2 separate regions of the Mus musculus genome follow, and region 2 is linked to region 1. A link is a loop called in an ENCODE intact Hi-C map of the cell type or tissue named here. Cell type or tissue: heart. All regions are shown on one strand. Each heading gives the region's core, and the rest is flanking DNA. Links, peaks and the distances in the headings are about the cores only. Region 1 overlaps Rora (RAR-related orphan receptor alpha). Region 2 holds the start of Gm15511 (predicted gene 15511).

Region 1 (15,142 bases), core at 4,003-12,002:
AAGTAGGAGTCCCCCCACCTCCATTTTTAAATTTTATTTTATTTTATTTATTTTGGTTTAGGTTGGTTGTTTTTGAGACAGGATTTCACTCTGGAGACCAGCTGGCCTCAAACTAATGACAGACTTCCTGCCTCACTAGAGCCGAGTTAGAGTTAGAGGCGGGAACCACCCGTGCCAGCCATCGATTAATTAGAATATGGATCCTGAAACCACACCAGTGACTTCATGTTCTGCTCAGATTCAAATCAGTCGCTCTATCTTGTCCTGTGGCTGAGGTTTTGTAATCCCCTGTATTGGTTTCACAGGCATGGGGTTGGTTCACCGAGTTCTGTAGTTTTCCAAGGGGTGACACATCTCTTTAATCAGCAGCAATCATCTCAAGGCCTCAACATGGTTAGCTCCCCGCCCCCCAACACCAGAGCAGCTTCTAAGTATCAGGTCAATCATGGGGTTGGGCCCACGTATTCCAAGCCCGTCACTTCTGCATGCAAGATTGAACAACGTATTGACAAGAAACACAGCTGACTGTTCCCCTCTGAGTGACAGACACTTGGTTCACTTCACAGAGCCTTCGTGACACATCCCCAAATCGGAATAACCACAGTCAGCCCTTCTGTCAAGGCACAGGGATCTCCATGTAAGAACCAACCTAACCCTTGATGCAGACCAGGGTATAACACTCTGTCCCCGGAGACTGACTGGTACTTCACAATGAAGCAAAAGCTTTTCAGAGAGCACACCAAAGGCATGTGCTCAGTGGTCAAAACTGAATAAAGTTAGGGCTGGCAAAAGGGCCCAGCAGTTAAAGGCACTTAACATGGGAGTCTGGAGTTTGATTCTTGCATCCCCACTTAAAGGTGGAAGGAGAGAGCTGACTCTACCATGTTGTTCTCTGCTCTTCATAGGTGATCAATGGCATGCGGCCCCTGCCCCCCATCCCAGATCATGTATATACCCTCCACAATAACAATACAAACAATTTGAAATTAAAAATTAGTATTTTTTTATACTGGCTTATCGAGGACAGTCTTAAATGTGACCGGTACTCTCTTTCCTTTCCTTGACACCAAGTGTACAGTACTGAAGGAGCCCGTGGCCGCAGGAGCAGAGTACCACAGCCTGGACCCAGGCTGAGGTTCCAGCAGTTTTACCCACTAGTGCTGTTCACCATAGGGCCCTGGGAACCCTCTGGGAGTCCTGGGTGACACACTGAGGACCACTCTGTGGAGGGTGGAGACTAGAAAATCCAAAAGCTGTCTAATCTTCTCAAGGCTTGTGTCCTGGTAGAGTGGAGGTGAAGGAGATTTATAAGGTTTAGTTTAATTCGGTCTCCACCCACTTGTCCTCCAGCTGTTATTTACTTATTTAAAGCACTCAGTTGTGGGAATGCAATATACATTCTGTGTGGCTCAGTATGAAGAGGTCCTGGCCATGGAAGCCCTGTGGACTCAGGGTGGACACCTAGAACCCTCAGTGGAAGGGGAGAGCTGATTCATGTACACCCACTGGTAGGGTATGGACACCACACACACACACACACACACACACACACACACACACACACACACACACTAGAAACAGAGAAAAAGAAATCTGTGCAGTTGGTTTCATTAGCGTTTTGTTGTTAAGAAAGGAAGCCACTATACCATGTTATTAAAAAATTATCAAACGATCATGAATTAAAATCCCCCCTCAAAATAAAACCAAAACCAAAAACACCCGAAGAGACTAGTTCGGCCCCTGCCTGCAATTCCTCCTTTAAACCTTTCACACCATGAGTACTTGGGGTGCATTCTTTAATCGGGTGTCCTAATTCAGCGTCATGCAAATGAATACCCCCCTAGAGAGGCCTTATTATAATTCCCAGCCCTTGATGTCGACATAATCCCTACAGTTCCCTAACTTCTTGCTTTCTAACTTCTGTTTACTGATCCGTTGCTTCTGCAGGCTCAGTATGGCATCAATTAGTAACACTGTGTGTTGATTAAGTTTCCCCAGAGCCCAGAGAAGGCTGCTTTGTATTTATTAATGACTGCACTGGGCACTACTTACTATTTTTCAATAGCATTTAAAAATGAGTAAATTACTGAAGCTCAACTATAAAAGAATCTCACATTTCAAAGGCAAGGGGGTGGGGGGAGAGAAAGAGCGTATCATTTCAAACCATCCCTAATACTTGCATGGCTGGTTTTATTTTCAATGTAATATTCAAGGGGTGTGTGTGTGTGTCTTCAGCTCCTGACTCTTGTTCTAAGCTCAGCATTTTGGAATATACATGACATGAGTTGGGGAACAGGGACATAGACCCGGTGATTAATTAAGAGCTGGTTTAACAGGTCTAAATTTCATTCTCTCTCTCTCTCTCTCTCTCTCTCACACACACACACACACACACACATACACACACCTGTTAAGTACCACATGTCTGATTCAGCAAGACTCCACCCACAAGGTTAATGAGAGAGTGAGAGAGAGAGAGAAGGAGAGGAGGAGGAGGAGGAGGAGGAGGAGGAGGAGGAGGAGGAGGAGGAGGAGGAGGAGGAGGAGAGAAGAGAGATTGCAAACCGAGGTCCCAAATTATGTTGTCAAGGGTAATTCACCAACCAACTACAAGCTCACCCAGTTTAAACTGTCCTATTTGGTGGGGGATTTCATGTGGCATATTAGGTGAAGTTTGAGATGCCCACCTTGGTACCGAGTTTGCTGCCTGAAGGAAGAGGATCCGATCTCTCCTGTGAGGAATCTTTCCTAAGTAAATGGCAAGTGGTAGGAGGGAAATTGGTTCTCATTTGCCCTGCCTTAGGAAGTGAGGAACTGCAAGCCACATCCCCCCACCCCCCACTCCCCTAAAGGATCTGGCCATGAGGTAAAGCATTCCTCCCTTTGTCTTAAGCTCCCCTTTGATGTGCAAGTCACTGGTGGAGTAAACCGTGATGACTTTGATGTTGAACTTGGAGACTTTATTGTTACTAGCATGCCTATAAGGAGAGCCGCCAGTCACTTCTCACATCTGAACAACCATGTTCCTTTACAGCCCCTTTTTTACAAGCATCAAATCCTTAAATACATGTTTTCCCATTCCTGTTGATTACTATGCTATCTGTGGTGGGGGAGGGCTGTGCTCCAATGTAATTGCAGCACCCACGTTTTCTGTAAACACCCCGAGGCGAGGCATCGTCAGATGGCTGGTAACCAAACTCCCTCAACAAGAGAAGCTTAACTGCAAAACAAATTTCTAGCAAATAAAAACATCCCGAGAAACTCTCTGAGCCATTTTAGTAGTCAAAAGGAGGAGTTTGGTCAGTATTTCTCCTAAGCAACCATTTGAAACGACACAGAAACTGTAAAAGAGTTGGCGGCGGCGGCAGGGGCCTGCGGAGAGGCTGCCAAAAGTTTGAACCATCTTAACTCATTGTAACAACTTTGTTTCTCTGCAGTGGTGGAAACAGGAAACTTCTGTTAAGACGATTCTGCTGGATAGAAGCCTGGCTTTCCCTTTAAATTTCTACCCAACCAGAAACAGGCAATGTGCTCAGTCTTTAAAGGAGCTGTTGAAGATACAACTCTAATTTCACGTGCTGACTCCCATCAGATTTTTCTTTCCAAACTTTGTTTAATCACTTCTGGAAATGTCAAATATCATCCCCTCACCCCAACCCTCACTTACATCACAGGAAACTGGTGTCTAACAGACCCTTCTCCTTCGATCAACATTGTAATAAAACTCAAGTTCTTTTGGATTTCTGGCTTCAGATGAAGTAGGGACAGATCTCCATGTTTCCTTCTGGTTCTGTTTGCTGTTGTTGTTTTGTTTGTTTGTTTGTTTGTTTTTAAGCAGGTGGCCCAGGAGGCACAGCATTTCTGCCTGCTAATCACTGGGGAGAAATGGGGGGGTGTACTACATCTCTTAGGGATCTGGGGCTTTAGTGTGCCGTTGGGAATACAATCACGGTGGAATACAGTGGTTTAGGCTGTTTGGTGGTCTTCATTTTTCAGTTAATACCCCACTCCTAGGTTTCAACTCAACCATCAAAAATGGAAAAGGCTTTGGGCTAGAACTTGATAAAGCAGGGCTGTAATTTGCCAGAACTAAGTTTAGGCATATTTGTTAATATTAATGAAAGCCTTCTTGTTTTAAAATGTATTTAAATAGCTGGCATTAGTAATTACCTCTTTCTACCTTAGAATTTTCACTTCCAAAAGGAGCTGGTTAGCCGACTGAAGTATCTTAAGCAGTTATAGTTGGGGACAGGGAGTAAAGAAGTCAGCAGGCTTCTGTGTGCCTTTCCTACATCTTGAACGAGAGACCCCAGCCCACCTTTCAACTGTAACGGAAACATTTTTTTTTCTTATAGAAACATGAACTCTGGAAAAGACCTTGGCAGCTGTCAATCACAACCTTCTAATTTTACAAACAGGGCAAGAAGGCAAGCGAAGAAAACCTGCCAGTTACCATGCAGCAGATCCAGACTAGAGCCCATGCCTTCATCCGCTTCCCTCCACACGCAGGCTGGGGCTTTCCACTCCTCAACACCGTGTGGCAACTGGGGGCCCAGATGACTCATGCATCAAATAAAGGTGTTGAACTTAAGCGATTTCTCAATCAGAATCATCTATGCAGCTTACAATTTACCAGCACATGCGATCCACCAAGGCCATCAGACCAAAATCACCAGAATCTCAAATAGAACACGCACACACAAATACACATATATTGTTTAAAATTTGACTTTTAAGTACATGTCTGTGTGTGTGTGTGTGTGTGTGTGTGTGTGTGTGTGTGTATGTGTGTGGGGGGTATGTGCACATGAGTACAGGAGGCCAGTAGAGCGTGTTGGATTGGGTTGATTGGCCTGGCATGAGCACTGTGACTAAAACTCAGGTCCTCTGTAAGCAGTGTGAAGTTTTAAAAGCTCCAGCTCTCTAATCCCTAAGAGCCTGTATACCTTGAAAGTTCCATCCTGTCTAATATACTGACAATACTGGGTGCTGAGAGACCAGAGAGCCTCTGAGATCCGTTCTAGGCCTGCTGCAGGGCGTTTAGCAAGGTTTGGGGAAAGCCTGTGACTGAGCTCTCTTTTTGCTCATCCACCAAGCCATCCTACTTCTGTCAGACTGGTTGTGCTGCTGGAGTTACCTATATGAAGGCAGCTGGCATGTTTACTCAAACATTACCCACCACAGCATACACTCACCAAGGACACAGACTACATATGTCATGGTCACCACTGTCTGAGTAGCCCACAGCATTGAAGCTGCCCCAAGCAATGGGGTAGGTATATTGCACAACCACCTCCCAGGGCCAGAGTCAGTTGGAGTGTTGTCTGCCTCCACACCACTCAGAGTCCAACTTTACTGGCGTTTCCAGATGAAAACTCACTCTACACAAAAGGCAGGGTGTCTGGTTATTGGAATCAGAGACAGGGTGTCTGGTCATTTGGAGTAGGAGGTAGGATGTCTGGTCATTAACCCCACTCCCCCAGCTTGGCCACTGCAGACACACTGAGAGGATGCTTAGGCCGGAGAAAGGCCCTTTTGTTCATAGGAAGTGCTGAGGAAGAGCTTAGGAGTAGGGAATCTTTACTTTGTTGCTGAAAAAAATAACATTAAATTAAAAAAAAAAAGATAGAAAAGGTAACACAGGAAAGACATTGCTGTTTCCATTAGAGTTGGCTGGACTCTGTGGCCAACTCCCCCACCTGCTCTGGGAGATTCAGTTCCCACATACAGGTCTGGAGTCAATGTTGCAAACAGAGGCCAGAACTCCAGACAGTGTCATTCAGGAAAAGGAGTAGAGAGCTTTGCCATTATCATAAGCGCCCTTATTGGACTGCCTAGACTGCCTCAGGACCCTCTCCTGTTTAGGTCACGTGGGGTTAAGAGATCTGGGGGTAACATTCCACCCACTTCCTCCTTCATGCTAGTGTTTAGCAAGGCCACAGAAAACGATTCCAAGTGTGGCTGTTACTGAAGTGATGACAGAAATCCCTTACATTGGGTTCCCATCTCTATTTCTCTTCAGAGGACCCCGAGGAAGCCTGTGTTTACCCTAAGATCATTCACTGTTGGAGCTTCGCTTTAGACCTCAGTTAGGAGGCCAGAATAGGGCTTTCCAAACTGATCTAACCCTCACGACCATCAAAAGAACTTTTGTGAATACTGACTCATTGGCTTTGGCCCAGATCACCAGAAACAGAACTCTACACAAGATAAATGCCTTCCATGTGATGGCGAGGACTGATGGTCTCTAGGAACCACTGAGGGAGTAGAGCAGCCCACCGCCTACCCCAAAGCTGACAGCTTAGAACACAAGGGTGTAACAATTGAGGCCCAAGGATGCCCGCCTGTATCAGAAACACCCAGGATGCTGATTAAATCCGCCCTCGGGGCCCGACCCAACACTGACTCCACCATGCCATCTCTAGGTGGGACTCAGTAATCTGCCTGTTACAGGCTCCAGTTAGGAGCTTTACTCCAGGTTCAGGAACCAGTCCTAGGATCACTCGTGAAGATATTTTATTGTTAACTCTTTGATTACTTGAAATCAAACCATGTTCACACATAGATATAAGAGTGGGCCTTAACCAATCAATGTTTTGTGGGATCAGATAGTTTTGTGTGTCGCCAAGTGTCTTGGTTTTCCAATGGTATGTACCTCTGAGAAACTACAAACTGGCAAGCCCAAAACCCTCAGCATAGCCCTCTCTGGTTAACTGTGGCTGCCAGCATCTTGGTATTTGAAAAAAAAAAAAAATGCTGATTCACCACCCGAGACACCTGATTGACAGGAAGAGCTTGAATCTGACTATCACAGCATATAGGTGGCACCAGAATGGTCTAGCATACAGGAAACACTCAAGCATCGTCCGAAAGAAATATTTATGTTTGCACTGTGTTCTGTAGAAATCAGAAGTGAGAAATGAAGATAACAATCCGTGACAAAACAAAACAAAAAAAAATATATATATAAAGAAAAGAAATACAAACAGCATGCGGATCACACTTCTGGGTGGTGCACTTTGGAAAAAAAAAAAAAAAACAATTTGCTTCAATAGCTGATCTCAACCTAACCACAAGTCCTCACTTCTTAACCACGACCTTATTTCTAAGATCAAAGGGCCAAAGCAGCAGTTTCTCTGCACCCCCCAACCCCTTTTTGTTGTTGTTTTTGCCTTGTTTTCATGAAAAGTTCAGTTGCTTCTTTCGAGTATCAGCAAGGCCAGAATCATACTCCTTTAAAATCCCAGCGGTATCTTTCATCTTGGTTGGTTGTCTTTGCTATTACAGCTCGGGTCCCAAAGTTCAAGCCATGAAAAAGCCCACTGTACCTCGTGTTCTTACACCTCTGTGGTGTGTCCCCCTGCAACCCCCCAAGAGGCATTTCAGTGGGAAAATCAGTATTTTCAGGATTTAGATGCCTCTGGCTCCTCCACAGAGGTAAGATTGTTTCATGGTTGATACATCAGGCAAAGCCGAATTCAAAGCTCACTAAAGAGCCTAAAACTATTACTCAAATGAGTTCTTTTCTCTGACTCTACATGGAGAGCTTTTATGTGTGTTGTTATTTTCATTTTTCTGTCTGCTTTTGAGCCCTGTCTTTTGTTTTGCAGGCTGGTCTGTGTCAACTTTCCTAGGATAACCTTCAGTTTGCTCCTACCTCATGAGCGCTGGGATTACTGGAGTGCACCACCATGCCTGCTTTATGCAGGACTGGAGCTTGAACACGGGGCCTTCTAAATGTCAGGCAAGCCCTCTACCAAGTGAGCAACACCCTAGCCAATTTCCAGTCGTTTAACCTGTAAACTCTTTCAAGCTCAATCATCCTCTATCATATATACTTTATTTTTGAGACAACCTGAAAGTTTGGGTGAATTAAACCACCCGAGTCTTCAAAACCAAGGAGCTAAACAGTTTCTTCTGATGCCAAAAAGATTATCAGCGGTTATAATTATTTATATCCTCTGTGTGTGTGTGTGTGTGTGTGTGAGAAGGGGGGGGGGGAGAGCGCCTTGATTTGAAAATGAAAAATGTTAGATTTCACTGGCTTTTTTTTTTTTTAAGAAAAAAAAATCAAGGATGGAGAATAGACAAAACAAGGATTTCAATACAGGTTTAGCTGCTCAGGAACCAAATGCCACTCAGATTTAGTACAGACAACAGGGTGCTACGAACAAGCTTTAATAGAACTTGTTCCTTTAAAATGACCTTTCCTTCCTTCCAAGAAAACATTAGAGATTCGTTATCTAATAAGTCATTTCTAATAACTGCACAAGATAATGAATTACACTTTTGAAATTGGTGAAGAATGCCCCACAGCTGTCGAGAAAATATTCACAACCTTTGACCTTTTCCACTAGCCTGATGGGAATTTCATTGGCACTGGCATGGCTGTTGCCTGTCATGAGCAAGTATCCACTAGAGGGCAGCCTCATCTCAGATGTGATACTGCTTTGTGAAAAAACAAAACAAAAAAACAAAACAAAACAAAACAAAAAAAAACACCCAAAACTTATAAGAGCTTGTAATGTTCCTATAATTATTTTTGTGACTTTAATTTTTTTCCTGGGTAGTTTAAATAATCAACATAAGTCAAATAAAGTACCCATAAACTCTTAAGCCCCCGCTTCCACAAATTACAAGGATTACCACTAGGATTGATCCCCAGTCGAGTTATAGAGCCTTCTTTATGTACCTTAATATGTTTGAAACAAAGTTGTTTTGTTTTGTTTTGTTTTGTTAGTCAAGTCAGCCATATCATATTAGGCAGCTGGACCTCACTTTTTGCATCAAAATGTCAAATGTTTCCAGACAAACTGAAGTGTGTTTTTCATTTGAGGAAGAAATTGACCAAGATTGTGAGGTGGCTGAACGGTGAACCTGAGTGAGATGGGAGGCAGAGGGACATCAGAGCTCATGGGTAGGTGTGTGTGTGTGTGTGTGTGTTTGTGTGTGTGTCTTTTCAAATAGCAGTCTTCAGTTGGAAGGATCACATGTGTCCCCTACAGCATGGGAAGGTGGGCTCAGAACCAGAGGGAACTTATGAGAACTAAGCAGACATGTCTGCTTGATATGGGATGGTCTTTCTGATTTAACATGGAATAAGCTACCTCTGGAAATAGTGAACTCTCCAATCACAGGAGGGTTTTCAAGCATAACAGGACATTCGTGTCACCCACTTGCTGACGGGACATAGAATCTGAGTGACTTAAAGTTTCATTCCTTCCCGAGCCTCTGAAAGAACAGCACACCTCCATCCGGTACCCGGAGAGGTTAAGTACCAACCCAGCAAGAAGTGAGCTCCTGCGACTCCTCAAGAAACCTTCTATTTCTGCTGATGTGAGAGACGCCAAGCTTCTCAACACTATGCACTGATGCCCCTTCACTAGCAACACAACCATGCTGACCAGCATTCGACCACATGGAATGGATTAAAATAAAAAGACACACGTGTAAACCTCCTTCTTTGCCTAAAGATAAATGGGACAGGCAGACAAGTATTTGACTGAGTTCTGTGATAATGATGACTCTGTGCAGAGGCCAGCTGCACTTCACGAGGCTGTTCTATGCTATTTAGGAAAGCCAAGCTTGGTTCTCTCCCAGATCTTAATACCAAGCAGGCTTAATGAAAATCATGAAGAGCTATGAGAAGCAAATAAGAATAACCCCATTTGTACCAAATTGATTTTATTAAAGAGTAATTTAAAGATATTAGGCTCAGCAAAGCATTACATAATTGAATCTATTTTTCCCCCCATATAAACGGCAGACTTATCATTTACGCTAACTAGAGGCAAAGTTACGTACAGGGCATTTTTATAGCTTCCTTCGTGGGGTGACAGGGAGATGGTGGGACTCAGTTGCCTGGTCCAGCTCTATGGGGTATCTGCCGAAAGAAATTAGCTATGGCACGAGAGCTGTGTAGCTTCATCTTCTTCAACTCAAATGCATGGGCCCATCGGATGCCACAAACAGGCATATGCGTGAGCCATGAAGTGCACACAGATTGATACCCTGCCCCTATTGGCTTGGGAAATGTCTAGTCAACCTCAGATAAAAGCAGAAACCGAGAAAAGAAAAGTACCGCCCGGAGTCGACTTGGCCTTCCGTTGTACAGCCATGAGAGCAGAGGGTTAAGTTATCCTATCTGAAAACCCGACAGGGGCTAATGTTTCACTTAAAATAGAAAATCTAGAAACAATCTATTTCAAGTGCCTTTCCCCCCGACCCCATATTTCTCATCAGCTAATCTGAGCTCTTATTTAGACCTCTTCTCTAGGCATAGCACTCTGACAGCTTATGGGGAAAGCCTGTCCTGTCCTGTCATCCCCACACTACTGATGGTTTCACAGAGCTCAGGCGCTGAACCTCTCTATCCTCCAGTCCAAAGGCCAGAACAAATGGGAAGGATTCTTGGGGAGTGGCTAGATGGGGGCATAGTTCTGCCTGTCATTCCTCAAAGGACCTGGAAACATTATCAAACATCAGTTTATACTGGATGTGACAGGGGAATGTTTAAAAATTTACTTTAAATCAGAAAAATATAAAGTAAGTGTAGCCGATAGCGTAATGTGTCTAAAGGTTACGGCTTTGAACGATCAAATGTGAAACACACAGACTCAAGCAGCTTTGCTTGGTCTGCAATAAACATTGTAAATATGTAGAAAACAAAAAAAAAATCCATCTTTGACATTTCTTTTGGTGCTAAGGAAAGAAGAAATGAACATATGAATCTAACACTCCATCAACCAAGCTACACCCAGGCCTGCACAAACACCGTCATTACAAAGTATTCTCAGACAACAAATTCCATGAAGGAACTTTATTGATGGTGAAATATTTAGGAAGACTCATTCATCAATGCATCCGTCCACCTACCCGTCCATCCACAAAGTTCACTTTTGCCCAAATAAATGGTCCTTTCTAAATATAATCATCTTAGGAGCCACAGAGTAAGTTACAAAGCTGACGGCTGCTCTCTCAGACGTTTGGCAATGATCTGTTTGCTGACCTTGCCCATTGGTGTTCTGATCTCCATGGCTGGAAGGGAAAACGGGAGAAAGGGGTCTCGAGAACTATGAATCTATTTACAGATATGGCTACTGAACACCAGGAAAAGTCAGGACTTAAATTACAGAGTCTACGTTGGCTTAGATATGTTTTCTACCTGGCTAATGCTTACATCAGAGTGCTCAGCTTGGCTGATGGCAAAACACCCGACAGAAGCGTATTATGACACAATTGAAAAAACAGCATTGAGAGGCTGCCTATGAAAACTGCACCTAAAAACCACCCTGCAGACCAGCACGGCTCTCTTTACATCCATCCACATTCAGTCCTTCTGTCTTTAATTATCTTTAACTATGTTTATTTATTATGTCTTTATGCATGTGGACATGTGCATGCCATGGCACACATCGGGAGGTCAGAGGCCAACCTGTGGGAGTCAGTTCTTTCCTTCCACTCTGTGGTTCCAGGGACAGAACTCAGGTCCTCAGACTGGGCAGCAAGTGCCCTTTCACACACACACACACACACACACACACACACACACACAGTTGGCTCCGCACTGGCAGCCATTTGAGTTTTCGATTTTCAACGTTCAGTCCTCAATTTCTACCAGTCCGATCCATCACCGGTCCCCTAAATGGGACGCAGATCCCTGCCTGGTAAGGGATACCGCAGGAAGGATGTTTAAAATGAGACTAGGAATTGAATCCAAGTTTCACACGGTTAAAAACAAAAGCCAAATTTGTCCAGACTGTTGAAGTTAGGTGTGACACCAAAGTCCAATACAAAGAGGATTTCCAAAGGCTCCAGGTGCCTTGGCATCTGTGTGACAACCTGGAGGAAAGATCCAGGACAGGATGGAGGCTCCCATCTGAGCTTTCATCCTTCTAAGTCCCTTTACACAAACAGAGGCTGCAGAGCCATACAATACCAACTGCTCCAGCTTCAAGTTTTTTAACACTCAGCTACCAGCTAGCAGCACTTGGCCCATGTGATGACCAGACCGAGTGCCCCTTGCCTCAAGAATAAACAGCATCCCTACTCTTTCCCTGTGCCCAAGGAACAACCTAAATGGTAGTGGGAATCTGTTGTGAAGCAAGCAAGCAAACAAAACACACTGAAGGGTCAGGGAAGAGTTGCTCGAACTCAAGGTTACTACTTCCTAAGCATCGAACCACTTTAAGCCTAAACTAATTTGACAACTGACACAGAGAAAGGATTTTCTTCTTTGGTGAGTTCAAAAAGGCCTGATTTAATGATGTTTTTTTTTTTTTTAAAAAAAAACATCATTAAATCGGGCAACAAAGAGGATGCCTCTCTTTTTATAGTGGCTCCTTCTCTCCTCCTCTGTTCACAGGCATCTACGCAGCAGAAAGCTATACTATGAAGAAGAACCTTTCTGTTTTGCACGAAGAATCTAATTATGTAAACTCTTGCATATGGAACCAATTTAACTATTAAAACCAAGAGGCAGCAGGGAAGTATTTAATACGATTCCAGGCCAGTTTTTTTTTTTTCCTCCCTTAAATCTGATATGGAAACATTTACAGCATTCCTTGCTTTCCCACAAACTATTTTTCTAAATTTTGCACCAAAGCAAGACAATCCTATTAAGACAAAAGACGTAAGATGCTGGGACTGAAATATTCTATTTCTCATCCAACCCCCCCCCAAGCCCCCCCCCCCCGACACATACACATACCTCTAAGCTTGGGTTTTAAAGAAAATTGCACTGCAAGGACGTCTAGACATTTTTTTCCTTTTCTCAGTGACATTACTACCAATCTAGGAATCTTATTTTACAGCAGCCATAGGAAGCTCCCAAGTCTCGTGTGTGTGTGTGTGTGTGTGTGTGTGTGTGTGTGTGTGTGTGTGTGTATGTTAGGGGAGAGGGGATACTGATGACCCCCAGTTTTTATCACAAGGCGAGTTTGATTAGAACTTCACTTGGTACTAAACCTACAAAAGCCAAAAGCCAACTTACTAAAAAAGATCAGCCTCAAATAACACCATCAAAGGACAGTTCCTTAATGTTTGAGAGGTTTACTGTTCAGCAGGAGGAAAGGGCAATTAAAAAGAAGCCTCTCTCAGCTTCTCACCTTTCTCCCATTCAACACAATGGTACACAGTATGGATGAGGACCTTCACCCGCCCTTCCCAAACAGCAAATTCTAGTTTTTAAATTTAAGTAGGTGAGGGAACGAAATACAACTGGCGTCGCGGCTTCTGCAGTCAGTTTTCACTTAACAGGTTTAATGGGAAGAAGAATTACCAAGATTCTCTTTTGGGGAGGGGAAAACGATTTCTTTTACATAATAAGAAACCTCAACACCTTTCCTTCCCCAATACTTTCACACACTTAAGACCACGGGAAGCTCTTCCCTCTTGTGTTATACCAGTCACATATTATAAAAGTGATTCAACCTCACTTCCCGCAAGTGGAAGGGGAAAGGCACTAAATTTGCCGTGGGCGCATCCTACAGAAAGATTTCATCGAACGCAGCCAGCTCATCTTAGCGTCCTGAATGCTTCGACCTGTTAATAATTAATAAAAGATGCCACCCAATCTCTAGTGAAAAAACACAATGATCTGAAAGTAAAGCCGGCGCAGATACGGTACGGGTGTCCTTCATCCTGGATTGCAACAACAAAATAATCCTAAACCTAGCAAACGTTTAACGAGCACCGGGCCGCCGCGCTAGAGGGCAAAACCCCGCAAGACCTTCAGGGTGCTCACAATTGTTGCCCCTGAGAGGAGCGGCCGCTGTGCCACAGACAGATGGAGCTTTAAATCCCCAAGCCGGGCGACCGGGCCTGCACACTGCTTGGGCAGATTATCCGCCGAGAGGACCCAGCAGGCGCACGATCGCGCAGAGAGCTATGGGGCTGAGTCTTTCCAGGGCCATCTGCAAAGGTCGAAGCGCCTGTCTCGGTTTCTCCCTGCGGCACAAGCAACTTCCTGCGCACCTCCAAACTTTGTCTCCATCACAAACTTCCCTGACTTGCCTTGGCTTCTTCCCGCCTCACCTTGGGACACCTGAAGCCAGCCGTCCCTGCAAACCACTTTCCTCCTTTTACTTCCCACAGCTTACTTCCCCAGACCAGGGAGGAGGCCCTGGGTGCGGAGGCTTAGCCGCGGCTAACCTGTGCCCGTAGGCCCTCGCCGCGGTCTAACCTCGGCTTCTCCTCTCCAATCCCGTGGGCTGATCCTGTCTTCTGTCTACATCCATGCACAAACCTAAGTGTCTAGCCTGAGCGCGCTGCGACTGGGGCAGCGGCGGAGGGCGTCTTGGCACCTTCGGGGCGCTGGGCTGACTCCGGCCCGCGCGCTTTCTGAAGTGGCGGCGTCCGAGGGACGCAGCGCTGAGTTTCCACACTTCCCTAACCCGCTGGCCACTGGAGCTCCAGAGGGTGGGGTGGCCGTACGAAGCTCGGACGGCAGGCCTGGAACGCTAACCAGTCCTGGGGATGACACCACTAGCGTTCGCATGCAGGGCTCGGCCTGGCTGCCGCTCCCCCCCCCCCCCCACACACACATAGGCCAGACTTGTCCCGGGGTGCGGGCCCTGGGGACCCAGTGTGGATGTCCCCAGCTTCCTCCCAGTTGCCAGATCCTCCCTGAGCGTTCCAAGCGCTGCGACTCTCGGCAAACTTTCTTTGGGGAGCCCCGCTGGGTGTCAGGCGCACCCAGACGAGTGACAGCAGCTAAGAAGACGCCGGAGGGGCGATCGGGCCCGTGAGTCTAGCTCCACCGACCCGCGGCAGGCCGAACCCTCCTCCGAGCTCCAGTGGCTACGCTGCGGTGGCCCCGGAGACCCCGTTGGGTTCCAGTGGCTGCCCCTCAAGCTGTACGTGAGCTCCGGCAGGCGCGCCCACCCCTCCCCCTGCGCGCCCTCCTCCCCGCCCCCCGGAGCCGTCAGTCCACCCGAGTCCCCGCGGGCCACCCGGAGCTCACCTTTCATCGCTGCGATCACAAAATACATCCTTTACGCCGCGGTGCGGAGAGCGCAGGGAGAGCCGACCGTCCGACCCCGGAGCCCCCTCTTGCCGCCGCCGCCCGAGCCACAGCAGCAGCTGCCGCAGCTGCCCGCCCGCCGAGAGCCATCCCGAGCCATAAGAGGCTCCATGTGACCGG
Region 2 (15,142 bases), core at 3,002-11,001, 65 kb before region 1:
AGAAGGAGACATGTTTCTGTGTGAAAACAGCAAGCTCACCTAAAGGCAATCTGAAACTGGAGTCTCCTTGGAGACACAGAAGCATAATAAACCCTAACAGCTCTGCCTGGCAGCACACAGGTAACAGAACAGCCTGGATAAATAGTATTTAAAAAGCCAAAGAAATCAAATGTAAACAGAAGAAAGCACTTCAAGGAGACAGACCAGAGGAGAAGCAGAGAAGCCTGCTCATTAAGATAAAAAGAATGGGTGTTAGAAAGCAGAAAATTAACGCTTAGATAAAGAGCTCTGGCTAGGGAGGACAGTGTCTAGACTATAAACCAAGATTTGTAGATTTAGAAAAACGAGGCCCAGGAGGTGCTATGGGGCTCATACTCCGCTCGCTCATCATTATCTCTTTCCCAGTTATGGTCAACATCTTATTTCAATTGATCCTGACAAAGGTTACTGGGTGCCAAGTATGGTGCTACATGCCTGTAATCTCAGTGCATGGGAGGCAGAGACAGGAGGATTTCCATGAGTTAAAGACCAGCCTAAATGACCTAGTGAGTTTCAGGGGTACTGAGTGAAGCTCTGTCTCAAATTTTATTCAGGGCTGAGGATATTGCTTAGAGGCGGAGTGCTTGTTTGCCGCGCTCAAGACCCTAGGTTTGATTCCGAGCACTGCAGAAATGGTTCCTGGACACCTGGACCTATGTGGGGCTTTCCCACAGCCAATAGGAAGAGACAGTGACAGATGCAGTGCATAGAGTGGGTCAGCAGGGGGCAGCAGCTACATGGTGACCGACCAACTGCTCAGGCAGTGTTTCTGATTCCAGTCTATAATAGATCTGGCAAGGCTAATTTTTGTTGTTGTTGTTGGTGGTTTTGTTTGTTTGTTTCTTTGAGACAGGGTTTCTCTGTGTAGCCCTGGCTGTCCTGGAACTCACTTTGTAGACCGGGCTCGCCTCGAACTCAGAAATCCACCTGCTTCTGCCTCCCAAGTGCTGGGATTAAAGGCATGCACCACCACAGCCCGGCAAGGCTCATATTTTTAAGACCCTTCACTATTTCCGAATGTCCCTTTCATCAAGGGAGAGTATAACCAGATCGCATAAAATCTCAGAAGTCAGTGTGGCTCTCAGGCTGGGTGGAGACCATGGAGTCCTAAAACCTAGGAGTTAGGACACAAGCTTTCTGGGCAAAGCTCCGCCGCTCAGTTATTTTTCTTGCTTTGCAACACTGTGAGTTTGTCTCCCTTCTCAGTCCTGACAGTTTTGGTGCTGTCACAGTACCCAGGTGTGTTCCACCTGCTGTCCTTGGACAGCACGTGACCATGGGTAGCTATGGATGCAGCTTCAATGCAAGAAAATCTCAATTTTTCACTTCAATTATGCTGTGTGTGTGTTACAATCTTTAAACCTTTCAGATGTTTCTAAGATTTTTCTCTCAGACCTCAGGGTAGGACAGAACTTTTGGTATCATCTAGGCTAAATACACCTCATTTTTATAGATAGCATCAATAATTAACATTGGCACAGCAGTTGCCGTGTGGTGGAATATATATATTCAGAAGAGGAAAGACGGTGACAGTTCCCCATTTCTTTAGCTAGGCTCCTGAGACAATAATAGTGTTGCAGGTCTCCAGAGGCAGAGCTTCCTCTGACGCAGATATCATCTGGTTTCAGAGTTTGGGCAAACCTTTATAGACAAATGGATGCACAAGAGGGATAGTTACAGCTCGTGGGCTGTATGGCTCAGTGAGTTGTGCAACCAACTGCAAAGCTGGGAGGGACCACAACCCACATAAGCCGGCTTCTTGTCTCATGGCACCTGATTCATCTGCCATCTCTTGCACAAGGCACTAGCTAACAAACCCAGATTAGCACTTTTTATAAAACAAGCCTTGGTTGTTTATCTGGAATGCATGGTTCAGGCACTAATAGAATGCCAAGGGCAAGACTTCCTAGTCGAGGATGAAGGCCTGTGCTGCTCAACATTCTGTGGGTATAATTGTTGAAAGATGGGACTGGACCCAGGATACGTTCATGCACAGCTTACTCTCCTATTGTGCAATTTCACTTGCTTAAATTCTGATGACAAAGTTTAGCTTCCAAGAAGATCAGGATGCCCAGAGGGGCCACACCCTCTCAGAGGAGAAGGGGAGGGACTGTGGGAGGGGTGGACTGGGAAGGGGGCAACTAACTAACAGAGAGAGAGAGAGAGAGAGAGAGAGAGAGTGTGTGTGTGTGTGTGTGTGTGAAGGGACCACAGGACATAGGCTGTGTGAAAATTTCACAGAATAGAAGGCAGCTTTGAAGAAGGTTCAGCCAGTCTTAGGCCATTTTATGCCATCTTCAGCTCCTTTGAGCCACCCTGACACACAAATGTGATAGAAATATACCCCTTTTCAGAAGAATTCTAATTTAGTTTTCAGCTTGGTTCTATTTGAGTCACTTCATCCCGGAAAATGCTATAACCCATGGCTCCCAGACTCAGTGGGAGGTGACTAGTACAGGTGCGTCTACAGACTCGAGGGCACCAGCTCGGTCCTTTATAGCCCTAGTCATGGATTTGTGCACTGTTAGCCAAAATACCATGTGCTGGGGTAAGGCTTTGACTCCATTCTGTGGATCTGTTTCAGCCCCGACTAGCTGGCAGGCAAGCAGGCAGGCTCACGGTCGCTACGGAGGAGAGGCAGCAGGCCTGGGGTGAGTCAGGTCACTTTACGTGGGAACGAGTCAGCTTTCAATCAAACCCTTATTCATTTTTGAAAATTTAATTTTCATTACGGTTCTGCTTCAGGTTCAGCTAACCAAGATCCCATGGCAAAAAAAAAAAAAGGGGGGGGGTTTGTTCTAGTTCGGGGGGAAAAAAATGAAACCCACCTCTGCTCAGCATGGCTTCTAGTTCAGAGGTTTCTCTGCTAATCAAAAGAGCGGCAGTGCACCTTTAGTGCTGTGCGGTGGTTAAAGAGCAGGCTTAAAATGCCCCGGCTCTCGAGGATTTAAATTTAGATCCATAAAGAGATGTTGTGTAAAAACCGTGAAGAACGTTCAATTTGTTCTATTTGGAGATTTTTGGACTGGAAATTTTCACTTAAAAAAAAAAGATGTTTTACGGGGTACAGAGGTGGAGGTGCCGTCTAAGGAACTCAGCCTTTATGGCTGTACTGAGGGTTTCTGTGTTCAAGTCAGAACCCGCTGGGTCTCTGCCACCCCGGGTCTCTGCGGCAGCTAATTGAAATATCCCAAAGGAGTTTAATAAGCCCATGTATAGAATCACTGGGAATAGCAGATCATTTGAAAACTGTAAAGGCTCTTATCAAAGGTTTTCTAATAATAGTGCCATATTTAAAAAATTGATTAAATATAGAGAGGGTGTTAGCATAACGCACGTGAAGGGAACATTTCCATTGTCTGTGTCATCAGTGTTTCTGGGCCATCGTCTCCCCAGAAACAGCTATGCCCTGACAATAGGAAAACAGAATTGTTTGTGTCTCTGCGGTGTTTTGTTTTGATTTCCTATTTTTCTTGTTTTCCTTTTGGCAAAGCGAGCCCTGTATGAAATCTTACCAGTTTTGCCACCAATGGTCATCTTTAAAGCATTCTGGCAAGTTCAGACTTAAGTCACCACAGGCATTTACAATTCACACCAGTGCAGCGAAGCTTGGTTACCTGAGGGCCCGCCAGATGTGTCATCCCCCAAGGGTACCAGCTGGTTACTGGTGTTCACAAATATTGGCCCAATGTAATGAAAAAAAAAATCAAACTCCCCACAAAGAACCGATAAGCTGATTTTTCTCATAAATGTTCAAGTTTATCAGGGTAGGACCAGGACTGAGAGAATGTGCAGCAGGTCCGTGGTACAGTTGGGATCAGAAGAGGAACACTGTCATGTGTGGCTCCATGGTAGGGTGGCTCAGATAATGGTAATATGGCCATCCCTTTGAAAATGCTGGAAAGGAGGATTCTGAATGCTCCCTGTGAATCAATTTTAAGTGTTCAACATGACAGATATGCGACATGCCCCTAGCTGATTATTACAGCATGTTTACATGTACTGAAAAGGCACACTGTCCCTTATGATTTATACACAGCTGTTCAGTGTCAATTAAAAGCTTAAAAATGTTAGCAACCAAGTTAAAGACTTTAAAATATAAATATATGCCTATGGCTTAGATTGGGCTGGTGGACTCCATGTCTGTGTGTGACGTTAGGCATAAAGGAATACCTGGAGTCTAAGTGACTAACCAGTTCAAGTGGCCTTCTCCCGTGCTTACTGTGGTTGCTTACATACATCCTGTCTAGGTTCAGAGCAGTACATTTGCAGTGGACACCCATGAGAAACAATCAGACAGGGAGGCTGGCATCTGAAGCTTGGGCAAGGTGGAGGGGAAATCCTGCCCATTATAGACAATCCCTTGTACCCCTTTCACTTCACAGGGAATGCCCAGAGCAAACCAGGAGGAGCACTGCATACTGCCTTACCTAGTTCTGCCATGGACACGGTTGGGGAAGTCTCTCCGTTGGTGAAGGAACAGTAGGGGAAGAAGCCAGATGCTGGTGTGTAGTCACATATGGGTTCGGGTTTGATCCCATTGATGTCCAATCCCGACTGGTCTGGGGAGGGCTGGATGTCCAGGTAGAAGCTGCTGACGGCTGAGTCGGCCTTGCTGCCCTCGGGGGTGTGCCCATCCATATAGGTGCTGAGGTCATCATGCAGTTCCGTCAGCCCATTGGCTGAGATGTTGTAGGTGGGCGTCAGCGGCTCCGCCTCCCCAGGCTGCTGCTGGTGGTCTCGCTGCTGCTGCTGCATCCGGTGCTTCTGCACCTCGGCGTACAAGCTGTCTCTCTGCTTCTTGGACATCCGACCAAACTTGACAGCTGGGAAGAGAGAAAGCAACGCACACCGTGAACCAGGCAGAGTTATCCTCTCTCAAGCTTTCAGGTTTCCAGAACATCTCAGAGCAAGTCGGCATAAAAGCAAGTCACCCACACGGCAAAAACAACTTCCTCAAGCTGCCCCCAACCCCCTTGCAAACACACCCTCCCAGGTGACAAGCTAGCCCAGGCAACCCTTCTTCCCTTGTTGGTCATGTGCCCTTAGGCTCATTAAGAATATAATGTTTTGATTTTTCTTTTTGAGACAGAGTCTTGCTAAGTAGCCCAGACTGGCCTTGAACTGGTGGCCACCTTACCTCAGCCTCCTGAGGATGACAGGCACGTTGCACCTAGCTCTGTGGTGTCATAATCTGGTCACTTTATATGACATGGCCTGGCCCAGACCCGCCCCCTTACTTTGTAGTGTTTGAGCCGCCAGGCAGAGATGCAAAGATTCATGGGATATACTGGGGCGGAAGCTTCATCTTTTACTAAGTATTCTTTCTATCCCATACATAAGAATCTGGGGCTTCACCGTGAAGCTGTCTATAGTTCCCAGAACTGTATGTCTATGAGAGCTGTGGGCAGGTGTGGCCTTGTCTGTATTTATTTTCTTTTTGGAGAAAATACATTTCACCATATTGCCCAGGTTGGTCCTGAAGTCCCAGGTACAAGCTGTCATCCTCGCCGCCTCTCAAGTAGCTGAGGCACAAACCGGGGCATCTTAGCTGGATCCATCGTTAAAGTGATACTTTGCTCTACAATCATTTAGCCTCAGGTAAAGAGAACATGGGAGGGCAAGGCCTGTAACGTCCCCTGGGGGAGGGTCTGTGTCTGTGGCACTTCTCAGGATCTGGCTGGGCAAGCATGGCAACAGCTTCCTGACTCACTGTCTCGGGTGTTTTTTTTTCCCTGAAACACTCATCCAGATATAGAAAACCTGTTTCCTCCCACCGACGGTGTCATCCCCCTGCCCTCTTGTCTAGGCACTCTACAGACAACGCTTTTTGCTGGAGGGATTTAGTTCTCCTAATTGATTATAGTTAAATTGATTCCTGATTGGGGGGACGACCTCATTTACTTCAGCCTTGTCAGAGTGACGGAGGGGCAGAAGGCAGGGGACATGGAAATGCAGTTGGGAACGAGAGCACTCCACTGACCAGCTGGTGGAGTCGTCTTGCCAGGGGAGGCTGTCTGCCCTTTCTACAGAGGGAACAAGCCAGGAGCTCAGCCATTCTGGGGCTTCCAGAGCTCAGAGAGGGTTGGGCAACAAATCACAACAACTTATGCTATCTTATGACATAGGTGTGTAAAGAGCCACCCTGAAGATACTTAATCTGGGGTGGGGCAGAGGCTATTTTAGAAACCCCATGAGGAAAGCTTCTACTCTAAAGCTACACTTTAACGTTTGTCTTAATAAAATGACGATTATATCCAGTGAGCAAGGGGAAAAAAGGACCAGCCCAAGGAAATGCATTTGTAACAGGCAGCTAGGAACCCTACCTGTCAGTTTGATGCTGAAGGCAGACAAAAGATGCAAAAAGGCTCTCAAGACATGTAGTGCGAGTGAACATGAGCTCGGGTGGCTCTGTTGGCCCTAAGAACAGCTGATGGTAGGAAGGGCAGACAGACACCCCACACCTCAGGAGATCTCTGGGGACGGTCAGTATACTCAGAAAAGTCCTTAAGCTGGACCCACTGCATTTCCTGCCAGTTTCCACGTGTGACTGTCTTGAATCCTGGTGTTATTCCGTGCACTTAAGAGTGGCTGCTTCAGGGAGGGATCTTGAGATGCTCTGTAACTGGAAAGTGGCCTATCCCTAGTTGTCATGCCTTCTCAATGAAGAATAACACCTATCACCCAGCCTCACTCACTATTTTCACACGTTTGGAAGGTGCAAAATTTGACTTTGGCAGGCATTTGACCCAGTTACCGTAAGAACTATTTCCTGCCAAATGCCAGTAGACTTACCAGCATTAGGCAAGTACCAATTTGTCCTGGCTTGGGTTTCCTGCATGAAAGCCCTCAGATGACACATACCTGTAGTTTCTGAAATGTTGACAACCTGAAGCTATTCTGAGTACAGGACACTTCGGTGTCTACCCTCACCGGCTAGTTGGCTGATTCCCATAGATCACGAATAAAGGAAGTGCTATGGATTGTAGGAAGCTGCCAGAGGGGCCCGGGAAAGGGTTGAGAGAGCCTCCCCTGACGGAGCAGCACCCATGTTGCATGCGCGTCTGCCCAGACCCATGCATTTGTCCCATGCCAGCTATGCGAGGCTCACCATCTCGAGACATCCCCACGGCCAGGCATTTCTGCAGCCGACAATGCTGGCAGCGGTTTCTGCTGGTCCGATCAATCAAACAGTTCTTCTGACGAGGACAGGAGTAGGTGGCATTGCTCTGCTGACTTCTCCTGAAAAAGCCCTGTGATTCAGTTATAAATACGGAACAGGTTAGTGTCAGTTCCAGCGGTGATACCCAAAGGCTGGGTACTAAGCGTCGAGTGCCGAATGGCATTAATATTTAATGGAGGGTTAAGCTTGGAGCAGAATCATCCAGGAGGCCATTAATGAAATTAAAGTCACTTTTTTTCCTTGAGTAAAATTAACCCCCAGAGCCTAATCCTCCATCCCTTACACATGCAAAACTTCCTTAAACTTCCACTCAATTGCCTGTGTAAAAGACACATGATCAGGGTGACCAAACAAAGCAGTGTGGGCTGCAGTGACCCCAAAGGATTTGCCTCTAACCTGTATCTCCAAAATACCTTTTCCTTTGGTGCACTTGTGGTGGTATACACAAGAGTATGTGCATGTGTGTTTGTGTGTGCACATGTATGTTCCTATGTGTGCTGCAGAGGCTAGAGGAGGAGCCTTGGTGTCACACTGCCTTATTTTGCTAAAATGGGGTCTCTTACTGTGCCTGGCAATAGGTTGCAAGTCCCAGTGAGCCTCCCATCTGTTTCCCACAGTGCTGGAGTGAGCAGGTGCCCATGTCATGCCTGTGTTTATGTGGATGCTGGGGATTCAAACTTAGGTTCTCATGTGTGTGCAGCAAGTGTTGTGTCCCATGATGTCATCTATATGTCTGGGCGTGCCGTGGTGTTTACCACTCAAGCCTCTGGCCGTTTGGCCATCTTTCACTCCCCGGGTCTGAACCTAACGGTGCAAACAGTTAGATGACACTTGGATTGGCTACTTTAAAGATCAGTTGCACTGCGAATTCCCAGTCCTCACCGGTTGGGAATCAGCAGTGTTTAGAAGAACGGCCTTTAGGCTTGGGTCCAGTGTAGTGATCAGCAGCTTCTCGTCTGTGTTGGGTGCTATGCTGGAGATGAGAGGGTGTGCAAAGGCACACGGGAGCTGCTGGCCTCGAGGTGTGTGCTTACGAACCTCCTGGTTTCCAGTCAGGGACTAGAAGGTGCAAGCCTTTCTTTAGTGATTTTTGTAGGAGAAACCCACAAGCTTCACACGGGTGCAATGTTTCTACGATGGCTGACTGGAAAATTGGTTCTAATCGCCATAGATTTCTCATGCAACACATGTGCTACTTAGAAGCATATTTTATAACTTCCAAAATGCGTGGCAGTGACAGGGCTGGGGATACCGTGTGTGTGTGTGTGTGTGTGTGTGTGTGTGTGTGTGTGTGTGTGTGTATTTCTTCTAGTGGTATCTAAGGAAATGTAGGGGGTTATGTGAAGCAGAGCCACAGAGGGTACAAGAGAGAGATGGTCATCTTCAGGGCTGTCTCTAATGATAAAGACAAATGTCTCCAACCAGGGGACATTAGGGAGTAAAGGAAGGATGCACAAGGAATGTTAAAATATCCACATGCTTCATCCAACACATTTGTCTAGAGGCAGCTTTGGCTGCTGTATCAGAGTTATTAAGGACAGAAATAAATGTGCTTGTCCTGTCAGCCAGGAATCTTTTCTAGAGAAGCAGTTCAAGATTCATCCAGAGGATGCTCTTTAGAGCACCAGATGCCCAAATGTGACTGACTTGAGCTCTAGTACACACTCTTACACTATGGAGTTGGGCGACCACTGAAAATCATGTTTCAGAAATACTGTTTGTATAAAAAAAAGTGATAAAATTGGCTCAAGATCTAAGACCAGTGCAATCTAGTCTGAGAGTGAGAGAGCACCCCATATTTGATGTAAAAGAAACTATGAAAAACTATGCCCCCCAAAGAGAAGAATTGCTGGTCTTGGCTGGTGGGGCCGTTTGTGACTCTAACTTTCTCCTTTTCTCTTTGCTTTCTTATTAGTTCTCTACAGGTCAGTGGATGGCACTCAAAATCTGCCATCAGTGTCCTCACCTGCTGCTTTGTGTGATGACTGGGGTCTGCATGGACCAAGCCAAGTAAGTTAAATGCATGTGAGCCAGGCTCTTCTAACCCACTTTGTAACGAGTTCGGTGTCTTTGAAAGCAGTCAAAATATTTAAAACTGTGTGTGTGTGGTGTTCCCTGGCAAAAAGGGAGTGTGAGAAGTTTTCTTAGAATTTACTAGAAGGAAGCCTAGAAAATATATTTTAAAGCACACCAAGAAGTCACCTGCATGGGTGGTCACTTTGGTCTTTGTCTTTTTATCGCTTTCTTGGGGTTCAGCCACTGTCTACACCCTCTGCGTTTCTTTCACAGGTATTTAAATTTTTAATTTTATTTATTTGTGTGAAGGGTAAAGGGACTGGAGTCTCTCGAGATGGGGTGGCTTGCTCAAAATGCCACCTCCAGCACTTCAGGAAGCCAGGACAGAGATTTCTCCAGAAATCTTTCCAGAACACCCTTGTCCCCTTTGTTTCCACTATAAGTAGCAGGACAGATTGACTCTGAAATTACCATTTCCTTTAGATTCATTCGTTCAGCTGGCCCAGGCTGCCACTGCACAAGCATCTTATCAACGCATGCTCTACTACTGCAGCGGAGGTGGGATGGGGGTCACAGGAGAAATCAGCCTCGGAGTCCAGCATCCCCCTTCCTTTCTGCCCTGAAGCATTATGTCCCCTTTGGTTCGCCTTACCTACCCCACCCACATCGAAATCTGGCTCATTCATGGAGTGAAAGGCAATGAAACTCAGGGCAAGGGCTCAGAGTCGCTCTCATTAGAGATGTCTGAGCGAATCGGGCTGTAAGCCTCAAGGAAAATTAATGCAGCATTCTGTGTGTCTAGGGTTGGAGGAGGGGCAGCAAGCCTGGAGCTTGTGACTAGCTTCCAAGCTGCCTGCCTAGCTATGGAGTTGGGAAGGATTTGGGAGAGCAAAACCCAGCAGACACACCCTCTTCACCTCACACTTAACCTTCAGTTGAGTCCATCAAGAACACGATGGCTCAGCAGCTTTGAGAGGGCAGAGCTGAGAACCAGGGCAAGGCCATTCTCTTGGACAAAGACGATACAGTCCCATCCTCAAGAAGAAATACCCCATTCACTACACGAGGGGTCCAGGGGAGCTTTCTAGGGAGAGACTGGGGAGGCTGCCCTGATTCAAACTGAACTGTGTATTTTCAGAGACACTGAGGACTCAAGATTAGGTTAGGCTGGCTGACCAGCAGGCCCAGGTATCTGTCTGTCCCCACCCACTAACTCCACAGCATGGGGACTATAAGGGCATGCACACCTGGCCTTTAACATGGGACTGAGCTCAGGTCCTCATGTTACATGGCAAATGCTTCACTGAGCTATCTCCTGAGCCCCTGGCCGCCTTGAAAAACCTCTGCCAGTATTCCTCAGAAAGCTTTCGGAGCAGTGTAAATGCTGAGGAAGTTTATACTGGTAAAACAAGTTAGAGCCCACAGGAGAATTAGAAGTGAGAAAGAAACCATGGAAAGCTCAGGGACGCTTCTGAGTGAGAATCAGGGGTTTGTCTGCTTGGAGCACGTTCTGAGACATGAGTTCTTGAGGGTGAGCAGTCTGTGGCAAAGCTCTGAGGGGAATGCATATCACAAAGCCAGCACTCAAGTCAAGGATTGGCAAGAAAGGCATTAACTACATCACTGTGCAATTTTGCTGGTACCAAAAGGTATGTCAAGACACTTGAAGTAGTTCCATTCTAGTCATGGTGGACTCCAGCAAAGAGTCACCATGATCTTCCTCGGGCAGGAGATTCTTGGATTGTGGCACACTACCACCACCTAGTGGCTTTATGCTGCCATGCAGCCCTTCAAAAATGTAACACCAATAGGTTCCCTTCAGTGCTGGAAGTGGAAAGATTACCAGGCCTATCTCCCTTAACAGGTGACATGATGGGATCACCCATGTAGGTTTTGACAATGCACCACAGGTCTTTTACCCTTAGAGATACAAGTCACGGGAGCTCACGAGCCTGAGCAACGTGAAATAGTTTCACCAACATGACTGTCTAAACATGAGCTGTACAAGGGCACCCATAAGACATTGGAGCTGAGATGAAAGGATGGACCATAGTGCTGGCTTTGTGATACGCATTCCCCTCAGAGCTTTGCCACAGGCTGCTCACCCTCAAGAACTCCTGTCTCAGAATCCTCTCTAGGATGTGCTCGAGACTGCCATACCTGGGATCCATCCCATAATCAACCTCCAAACGCTGACACCATTGCATACACTAGCAAGATTTTGCTGAAAGGACCCAGATATAGCTGTCTCTTGTGAGACTATGCCGGGGCCTAGCAAACACAGAAGTGGATGCTACAGTCAGCTATTGGATAGATCACAGGGCCCCCAATGGAGGAGCTAGAGAAAGTATACAAGGAGCTAAAGGGGTCTGCAACCCTATAGGTGGAACAACAACATGAACTAACCAGTACCCACAGAGCTCGTGTCTCTAGCTGCATATGTATCAGAAGATGGCCTAGTCAGCCATCAGTGGAAAGAGAGGCCCATTGGACATGCAAACTTTATATACCTCAGTACAGGGGAATGCTAGGGCCAAGAAGTGGGAGTGGGTGGGTAGGGGAGTGTGTGTGTGGGAGGGTATGGGGGAGTTTTGGGATAGCATTGGAAATGTAAATGAAGAAAATACCTAATAAATTAAAAAAAAAAAAGACACGGTAGCATGGGCAGCAGAAGGCCAGGGAGGTCTCAGCGCGACACAAAAAGTCACAGGCAACCAGAGAGTACTGTGAGAAAAGGTCTTTCCCCAGGGAAGAGCACGCCGGCTGCTTATCCGATATCAAATTGCTAACCCTGAAACATGTACACACGAATAACACTGTACAGACTGAGCGGGCTGTGTTTAGTCATATATATGAGTATGTATGAAACAACAGTTAATGAAAAGAAAGATGAACTAACTAAAATTATTGGAATTAATTAAATCATTGAACATTAATTGAAATTACTGAAATGAAAAATGATGGAAATTAATTGACTAATTAATCAATGAACCAAAGAGTGCATGGCACAGTATATGGATGGGATGGTCCGGAGTGAGGAAAGGGGTATGATGTAATTGTACTATAACCTCAAAAATATAAGAAAGAAAGATGATTATGCATGTGTGTGCCTGGGTGTGGGCCGTACACTTGAGTGCCGTGTCTAAGAGGCCAGAAGAGGGCATCAGACTCCCTAGAACTGGAGTTTACAGAGGATTCTGAGCCACTTGAAGCAGGTGCTGGCAACAGAACTCTGGAAGAGGAATACAAGCTCTTAGCTGCCGAGTCATCCCTGGACTGCTTTGTCTTGAAAGTACATTTTCGAGTCTCATTTATGACGAGTCCACTGCTCGGTACTTTTGAGAAAACAAAATGGTTATTTGGTTTTATTTATATATATGTATATGTATGCATATATCCATATCCTAATATGTACATATATATATTCTCAAGTTTGGCCCTTGGGTGGAACTTTCTTCCACTTCCTGGGTTAGGACTGGAGCCAGAGTGTTCAGGAGATAGCTATGACCTGGATTCAAGAGGTGAATACTAAATGTTAGGAAATTCATTCAATCCCGTTTTTAAGCCTAACCACCACTAAAAAAGATCATTATTATAACAGGTGCTGTCAAGTATATTGGAAGGATGGCAGCAGTTGGAGATGCTGAAATATTGGTTAAGTCTTCTGGAGGTGCTTGCAATAGCCTCACTGAGGAGTATTTACACCTCGGCAAATGCTACACTTTGGGGCTCAGTTGATGGCTACTATTTGTGGTGGCTGTCTAAATCGAAAAGTAATTTGGTCGGCCCGTGTAGACCAAATGTGAGACTGTGTCCTAGCTGTACCCATGCAGTTGGGAATATTGTAGAAAAATGGAAGTATTTGTCCAGAATTAGAAATTTACCAAACAGTTTGGCAAAGGTGCTCCCATCTCTATTAACAAAGATGTGGAGTTCCAAAATGTATGTCTCTTGCCTCACTTTCTTATACGTGGAGATGAAGTTATCAATCCAAATTCATAATGAAACCATAGGCTTTCATCACCTGCATCTGGTTTCCTTCATCCAAATCCAGGTACACACTCTCCTAAGACCTGTTGCTGGAGTCCCCTCCCTATCAGCCCCTAGCGCTTCACCCTCATAATAACCAGTGAACGGCCCCCATCCAGGCATCTCTCTCCCAGACTCAATCCTCCTTTCAAAAATCCTACACAGACCAAGCTAGTTTTTCTAAGGACCTCTGTCCCCGCTATTGCTTGGAAGCTCAGAATCTCCTCCCTATCCATTCTTGGGACCTTTTCTGAGCCGGCTCCTCCCAGGCACACTCCTACTCTGATGACTCCACCTCCAGTGCATCATCACTGCCTCCACTGGCTTCTCTGTTCAAAAGAGTTAACTCAGCTGCCTGCTGAAAGCATGGCAGGATGGAGGAGGCCTCCAGTGACAGCCATATTCTGAGCTTTCTAGGTGCTGCAGAGGACACCTCATCAATTGTATGTAAAGTAGCCATTTGCATACCTGTTGTATGCTCTGGCTTAAAATCCAGGGAAATAGAGCTATACGTTCAAGAGCTCACTGCAAGCAGAGGACAGGAGGTGCCAGATTTCATCTCATTCCAAAGGCTTGCTTTTATGGTGAGTGTGCCAAAGGTCAACCTTGGGCATCCATCCTCAGGAGCTGTATCCTTCCCTGCCTGCCTGCCTGCCTCCCTGCCTGCCTCCCTCCCTGGCAGGGATTTCTCACTGGGCCCTATGGCTCACCAGTTAGGCTAGGCTGGCCTCAGGGATTCTCTGGGGAGTTTAGGCATGTGTTTACTGGGGATCAAGTGTTACTTTATCATCATGAAGACATCTTCCCCTCCCCGGCTCCAGTTTCAGGTCACAGAAATATGGAGGGCAGATTGAAAATAAGCCCCCTACCCCCTTCTTAGATCTGTAGTGGAAGTTACTGATAATGGCCAAAGTGAGGGTGATTGACACAGGGTCTCACACACGGCATTTCTACACAGGTGGGAAAACTTAATTTGCTAGATCTATCTCATTAAAATTTTTTTGACATATCAGTTACTTTTTACATTGGGGTTATTATTGATTTGAGTCAAGCATGTGCGCTATCTGGACACTGAACTGTAGGTGTGGAAGAGGGGGGTACTCAGGAGTCTTGCCCTGGAGTTGGAGGGTCCCTCTTGCTTGGGGCTGCTTCTCCATGAGGCATAGGCTGCAATACTGATCTGATGTTTGGTCTTTTGACAATTTTCACGTAATGAATTGATTCCTACAGTTCATTAACATACCCACTTCCACTTCTGTGTACACATATGTCTTAATTAGCTGCTCATTGGCTGTTTAATTACAAGAAAACAGCTGACAGCTGCCTTGCGGAATTCTAATGGCAGACGCGTTGGAATGGCTACACATTTGCTTTTTGACAACCAAGATTTATTCATGACTCTGAGTTATTGTGAGTGCTCCTATGCCTGCCCAAAGCACTGCATCTTGCAGTTTGACTAAGAATTGGAAATTCAGGAGACTGTACCAAGTGGGTTCTATGTCTGCCTATGCGGAGACGAGCTGAGTCTTCTGTATAAACAGATTCCCTATGTCCCATTGTTATTTATCCTGGGAGCTTTCTTTCGAGAATGTTCAGAAGGGTGAGGATGAGTGTGGATAAGAGGTGGAGAAGCTGGACAATGGGGGGGGCGGGGGGGGAGATGGTAACTGTCAGGTTTACTGAGGGTAAAGCTAGGTCATCCACAGATTGAAGTCAGGGAGAGAAAGAAGCAAAGGAAGTGAGAAAGTGGAAATGGACTCAGAGCAGGAGTGAGAGTCTCCTAAGCAGTAGAGGAGGAAAGAGACCCGGGTTCCTTAGAGGAGAACAGCCTCCTTTGCACCGATTAGCTGGTGTACAACAGCTACCCCACCCCAC

What was found. A loop is a pair of places that touch in the nucleus more often than their neighbours do. Peaks named below come from ENCODE experiments on the same cell type or tissue, not always from the same donor. Only the 100,000 strongest peaks of a DNase experiment are listed, where the experiment ranks them.
Region 2: it touches region 1 in a loop (2.1-fold over the local background); 4 of 42 quality-filtered maps call a loop at or near these places.

The regions. Positions count from the first base shown.
Region 1 is chr9:69,289,869-69,305,010 of GRCm38, reverse strand. The region is part of intron 2 of Rora (RAR-related orphan receptor alpha); the gene reads right to left. Gm46153 (a long non-coding RNA gene) reads left to right here. Exons shown (of 2, transcript XR_001779364.2): 2 at 4,356-4,591. Among named protein-coding and RNA genes, the nearest start is that of Gm46153, 8.1 kb to the left of the region's middle. In heart, for the core only: a CTCF peak has its summit at 8,412 (motif pointing right); a DNase peak (open chromatin) is centred at 8,400; H3K27me3 peaks cover 761 bases.
Region 2 is chr9:69,353,889-69,369,030 of GRCm38, reverse strand. Rora (RAR-related orphan receptor alpha) reads right to left here. Exons shown (of 11, transcript NM_013646.2): 4 at 7,151-7,292; 5 at 4,470-4,865. It overlaps Gm15511 (predicted gene 15511), which reads left to right and starts at 4,784. Exons shown (of 3, transcript NR_136934.1): 1 at 4,784-5,035; 2 at 9,138-9,232. In heart, for the core only: no CTCF peak of the experiment used is centred there; no DNase peak of the experiment used is centred there.